Linked DNA regions of Mus musculus: region 1 is linked to region 2. Evidence: chromatin loops called from intact Hi-C (ENCODE). Cell type or tissue: heart. All regions are shown on one strand. Each heading gives the region's core, and the rest is flanking DNA. Links, peaks and the distances in the headings are about the cores only.

Region 1 (2,813 bases), core at 109-2,608, 68 kb before region 2:
GTCCCTAAATAAAAGTGAGAACCTGTTCTGTGGAGGAAGACTGGAAGGGGGAAGATTTATCAGAGAGCCCGTGGAAAAAGCACATTCATTATCAATGTCTTCCTCACTGAGTTGTTTGAAGCCAGGAAAATTAGCAGTCACTTTGAAGCTCAACAGACCTTTCATCTTTGTGTGTGTGTGTATGTGTGTGTGTGTGTGTGTGTGTGTGTTAATATTAAGTTGAGATTCTTTTTCTTGCCACTTATTTGGTTTTTCTGCTAATAATGAAATTATAATGAGATCCCTGATGGAATTAAATAAAAAAAATAAACCCACCTCACATGGGTTCCCCCCCCCCCTCCCTCTCTAGGAATCTACTCTGCATAATAGGCCTTTGTTTCTGTGTTTTAGACGTAAGTGAGAGAGGCCTGGAGCTGGAAATTCACTCTTGTTGTTCTCTTTTAAGGAATAGGTCATAACATTCTCTTAGGCAGAAAGTCTTGACTATCCCTAGGCCCTGTTATCCCCAGACCTCTGTTGTCCCTGTCCCTGCCACTCCCCACTCCGGAGTGTGGTAGGGAGACAAAGCTAAGTACTCGATGCTTTTACAGGGTCAATGATGACTGTATTTCAGATGTGTCAACCCTCCTACTTTGAGGATTCATGATAGATGACAGCCCTTTGTTAGAAACGTGTGTGTGTGTGTGTGTGTGTGTGTGTGTGTGTGTGTGTGTTTTCCTGAAGGTCTCCAGGAAACAGCATCTGGAGTCTGGACCTTTTCTACTGCCTTTACCCACTGTGACTACCAGGGTATTGATTCAGGTAGCCAGACTAGCTGTATAGTTAAAGATAACCTTGAACTTCTGGTTTTCCTACCCCTACCTCCCAAGTGCTACAATTACAGGTATACACAACCATGCTCAGTTTATGCAGTGCTGGGCCATCCATCCAATCTAGAGCTGTGGACACGCTAGGCAAACACTCTCCCAACCCACTCACATCCTGAGTCCCCTGAACAAAAACATTTGGATAGCTGTTTCCCTGTGTGTTAACTGAGACTCCCTCCCTCTCTCCCTGGATACTCCTTCCTCACCAATGCTAGCTTTTGACAGTACCATTGGTTGGTTGAAGAGGACCTATTCCCCAGGCCCAAGCTGTCTTGATTTAGACCTGGGGTTTCTTCACATGGTCGAACCTATGCAGGAGTTCTTAGAAGAACGATCATCATGCAGGGTGCTCAGGGCAGATGCACACTCAAATCTCAATAACTATGAGTTCTACTACGTTCCACACTACAGGCCTTGACTAGCCTCAGATTTAGAAAATTCTTTCATCATCCAGCCGAAATCTCTTTCACTTTAGGGTTTTGTATTAGGCAAAAGATGGCCTCCCACAGTTTGTTCTTCTTAATACTAGAAACGTGGGCATAAAGAACAAGCAAGGTCGTGGTATATGCACCAAGACAAGGGCTGGTTTCTGCATCTGGCTTGCTCGGCTTTTGGAATCGATGGTAGTGACTAGTATCAGAGTCCAACTCCTCTCCAAGTCTTGGGTTCCCCCTCTCCTCCTTCCGTCTCACCATTAAACAGGTGTGATAAAGCTGAGGAATCTTTACAGTTGGTGATTTTATATCATAGATCAAAGATCAAAGCAGAAGAATACACAGCAACCATAAAATTAACTGCTTTTTCAATTTTACAATGCTTTCAGTGATAGAGAATCTTATAAATTTAATATTAATTAAACACTTAGCTTTTAACCTCCTCCTGCATCTACTTTTGGCTGGTGGCTGGAAAAAATTAATTGGGCATCTTAAATCTTGCATTACTAACGCCTTGACAGGAGGGGTTTCAAAAGCACTTAGAACGCCAGCAGAACGCACTCAGCGTATGCGTCCTTCCACTCACCTAATTGAAAATGCCTTTTTCCCCCCCTTCAGGAAAAATGAACCATTTGCTAATTTTTTTAAAGGAAGTGTAACTTACAGTCCCTTTTCATAGCCTGAGCTTTAACTCTGTCCCTTGGCACATTTAACACTTCACAAATGAAGGCCGTTGAACTTCGATTATTATAAGAGCCCTATTGATTTCTGAGAGCTCTGGTACAGATGTGTGACTGGCAATCACTTGGCCTGACCATTGTGTCATCTGCAACCCTTGTGTGCTCCAGTCAGCAGGAGTTGCGTAAGTCTCACTGAGTTTGGTAGGAGCTGGGATTCATCTTGACCTTGAAGCATCAGAAATGGTGACCTTTGAGAACAGACCCTGGACATCACGTACAATGCAGATTGGCAGGGAAAAGAAATCACGTATCTCTTAATGGAAGTTTTAAGAGCTAGGAAACCAGGGCTGGGAAGATGTTTCAGTTGGTAAAGTGATGGCCATAAAGCATTAGGACCTGACTTCAGTTCTCCAGCAACTGTGTAAAATCCAGATGAGACAGTGTGCCTCCGTAAGCCCAGTTCTGAGGGGTCAAGGTAGGGACAGGAGGATATCCAGGCTTGCTGGGTAGCCAGTCTAGCCTGGCAGTGAGCTTTAGGTTCAGTGATAGATCAGTGATAGATCAAAAACCAAAGTGGAGAGCAACTGAAAAAAGATACCCGACATTAACATTTGGCCCCCAAATACATATGCACACATACATAGGCCCATACATATATGCACACATAAACGTGTGTATATATATACATACACACACGTAAAAGGTAGGAAGTCAGTGTGATGGAGAAGCAATGCTATTCACATATTCTGATTTCTGAAAGGGGACTCCCATGACCATTTGTATCTGGACAGATATCTCTCTAGTAGCCAGGCAGACATATATCTATACTTAGG
Region 2 (2,813 bases), core at 123-2,622:
CATTCCTTCTCTCTCTCTCCTTTCTTTTTGTAGAATAATATTAAAAAAAAGTGGGGGGGAGGCCCAGCAGGACGGGAGCTGTGATGCTGTCGTCGCTGGCGTTGATGTTATTTATTTTCCTCAGTTGCTGCTCTGGAAGCCTGGAGTTGACAGAGCGGTTTTGTAGAATAGAAACATTATAGACTGTTACTGTCAGAGTGTTAAATGTGATGGATAGAGAAATAGAGGCGAAGGAGGGGACTTAATACTGAGAGCCAGGGTGCTCATGGGAAAATAAACCATCCGCATATAAGAAATGAATGAGGTAATGTGGCGGGAGGTAATGGGCTTTCGCAACACGCCAGAACAGAGATGCTTATTAGAGGGTGTGCTTAACCCCTGGCATGCTGATTTCCCTTTGTGGGTTCCAGGGCACTTTGCTGGGTCCCTCTGTGGGAACGTGTATGGGGCTTTCCTTCAGGCAGGGAAGCCGCGTGCTTAGAGGAGTAGAGACAAACGTGTTCTTAATAATGCTGCATTAGCAGCCCGTATATCAGAGAGCTTGGCAGCTCTTGAGGGGGCCTCGCATCCCTGTGGCGGTGTGAGAGAGAGTGTGCCAGCATGGCTGGCTTAGGAAGAAGTGGGGTGGGCATGTCAGGGGAGCTCCAGCCTCTGCTGAATTCTCCATGGCAGACTTGAGATGAGTGTTCTGGTCACTCAGGAGTGTCGCCTGGATCCCTGGTGATTCGCTTGATAGAGCAAATGTCTAGTGATGGGAGTGTGATGGTCACACTGGTGAGCTAGGGCCTAGGACCCCCTGTGGTTTTCTCTCCATTCCTGCTTTAGTACTTTGCCTGCCATAACTGGTGTCATAGGTGACCATGTTGGGGAGACCTGTAGCCAATGACATGATGCAGGGGCCCAGACAGCCTGGGTGCCACGAATGGAGCACGTCAAAAGGCTGTCAACAGGGGACTGGAGCAGCAATATTCATCCTGTCTGGTTGTGAATTTCTTCATCAATGACACGAATATAAAAGTACTTGATAAAATTATCAGCAAGAGTAAACATATGGGTCAAAGTGTGGCAAGCCACGAGGGATGCAGAAATGTTGTTATTTGTGTGCGTTGCCGCAGAAGCAAGGCTTTCTAAACCTACGGTTTGGCTGCTTTCTTCCAAAGACAGTTGTCCTCTGATGTCAAAGGTGCCCATAGCAGAGTGTGCTCTGTTCTCTCCACTCGGGAGGTGAGGTGCGGGAGTCACCATTATTAGTACCTCAGCTCTATGCCAGCCTAGGCTACGAATAGCAAGTTCCATTCTGGGTCATGCCAGGCTACAGGGTGAGATACCACTTCAAAGCCAGAGTAGCTACAATCAATGAATGATCAAAAATAAAACTCCTCAGTTTTGCCCTGCTGTATGTAACAGATACGTAGAGGTTTTTGATGGCCTCGGTGTTCCATATTTGAGTGTACTTATATTCTTATATTCAAGTTCAAGGGATTTTTTAGAGAATATAATACTCTTATTAATTCTTTCAAAATCTTATGAAATGTATTTTGATTATATTTGTGCCTCCCAGGTGCTTCCTAGACCTCCATATCTACTTCCAGCCTCGTGTCCTTACTATTTATATTTAAAAGGTGTTTATTTTATGTTTATGAGTGTTCCTGGTGCACGGATATTTGCATAGCACATGTGTGCCTGGTGTCTGTGACGTCAGAGTAGAGCATCAGATTCCTTGGAGCTGGAGGAATAGATGAGTTTGAGCTGCCGTATAGATTTGGGGAAGTAATTCCCAGTCTTCTGCAAGAACAGGAAGCGCTCTTAACCCCTGAGCCCCACCGAGTGGTCTTTCCAATTCTGTTTATTTATGTATTTGTCCTTCTTAATAACTTACTGAGTCTAGTTTGAGCTTCCCACATACATGTAGGTGTGGGCTTGTTCACTGGAACCTGGTAGATCTACCAGGGGCCACACCCTTCAAATAAGCTGACACTTGCCCTCCCAGAAGCCACGAATTGCTAGTGGTTCCTCAATTTGGGGAGGAGGGATATAGGAACCTCTCATTCTCCAGGCTAGAATGTTTACAAGTTTGATCTTCTTTTGATAGGCAGCAGTAGTTGCTGGGAGTTCACAGGTACAGCAGCCTGGTCCTTTCCAGAAGACACAGTCACACACACACACACACACACACACACACACACACACACACACACACACCCCGCGGGCCTGTCTACTTGACTGGCCCTTACACTCTTTCTGCAGTAATTCCTGAGTATTGCGAACCAAGTGATGTCCACATCTTATTTGTAGTTGACATCTATTCTGTGCACTTTGATCAGGTATGAGTTTCTACTGGCTATTGCACAAAGAAATTTCTCTGATAAGGACTGAGAGCGGCACGTGTTCAAAAGTGTAGGGATACACCTTTAAAAGATTGTCTGATGATATGTTCATTTAATCAAGTATTAATAGGTTTGCTTCTGGGACTTGTGAACTCCCTAGCGTGAGTTCTTGGTTAGATTTGCAGTTGTGGGCATGTGTTTTCTCTTGTGGAATGGGCCTTCAATCCAGTGAGAAAGTGTTTGGTTACTGCCATGTCTGTGCCACTATTGCATCTGTCAGCCTATCTTTCTGAAAATATTTGTTGATAACTTGAAAGTAGGCATATGCTCTGTGGATCCCTGATAGCCCACTGCTTTCTGCCATCATCTTCCACGATGCTTCTTGATGCTTCTTTCTGGCTTCCCTCATGAAATCTTTAGATCTAGTCAAGAACCTATTGGATGGCAAACACTTAGTAAATGTGGTCCACACAGACAAAGTGCATG

Evidence for each region. Hi-C counts contacts between places; a loop is a spot of excess contacts. Peaks named below come from ENCODE experiments on the same cell type or tissue, not always from the same donor. Only the 100,000 strongest peaks of a DNase experiment are listed, where the experiment ranks them.
Region 1: a loop joins it to region 2, with 4 times the contacts of the local background. A loop is called at or near these places in 2 of 42 quality-filtered maps.

Annotation. Positions count from the first base shown.
Region 1 is chr1:168,365,750-168,368,562 of GRCm38, reverse strand. The region is part of intron 2 of Pbx1 (pre B cell leukemia homeobox 1); the gene reads left to right. It overlaps Gm51671 (a long non-coding RNA gene), which reads right to left. Exons shown (of 2, transcript XR_003948152.1): 1 at 1-2,813. Among named protein-coding and RNA genes, the nearest start is that of Gm51671, 21 kb to the right of the region's middle. In heart, for the core only: no CTCF peak of the experiment used is centred there; no DNase peak of the experiment used is centred there; H3K27ac peaks cover 283 bases.
Region 2 is chr1:168,297,755-168,300,567 of GRCm38, reverse strand. The region is part of intron 2 of Pbx1 (pre B cell leukemia homeobox 1); the gene reads left to right. Among named protein-coding and RNA genes, the nearest start is that of Gm51671, 47 kb to the left of the region's middle. In heart, for the core only: no CTCF peak of the experiment used is centred there; a DNase peak (open chromatin) is centred at 1,187; H3K27ac peaks cover 588 bases.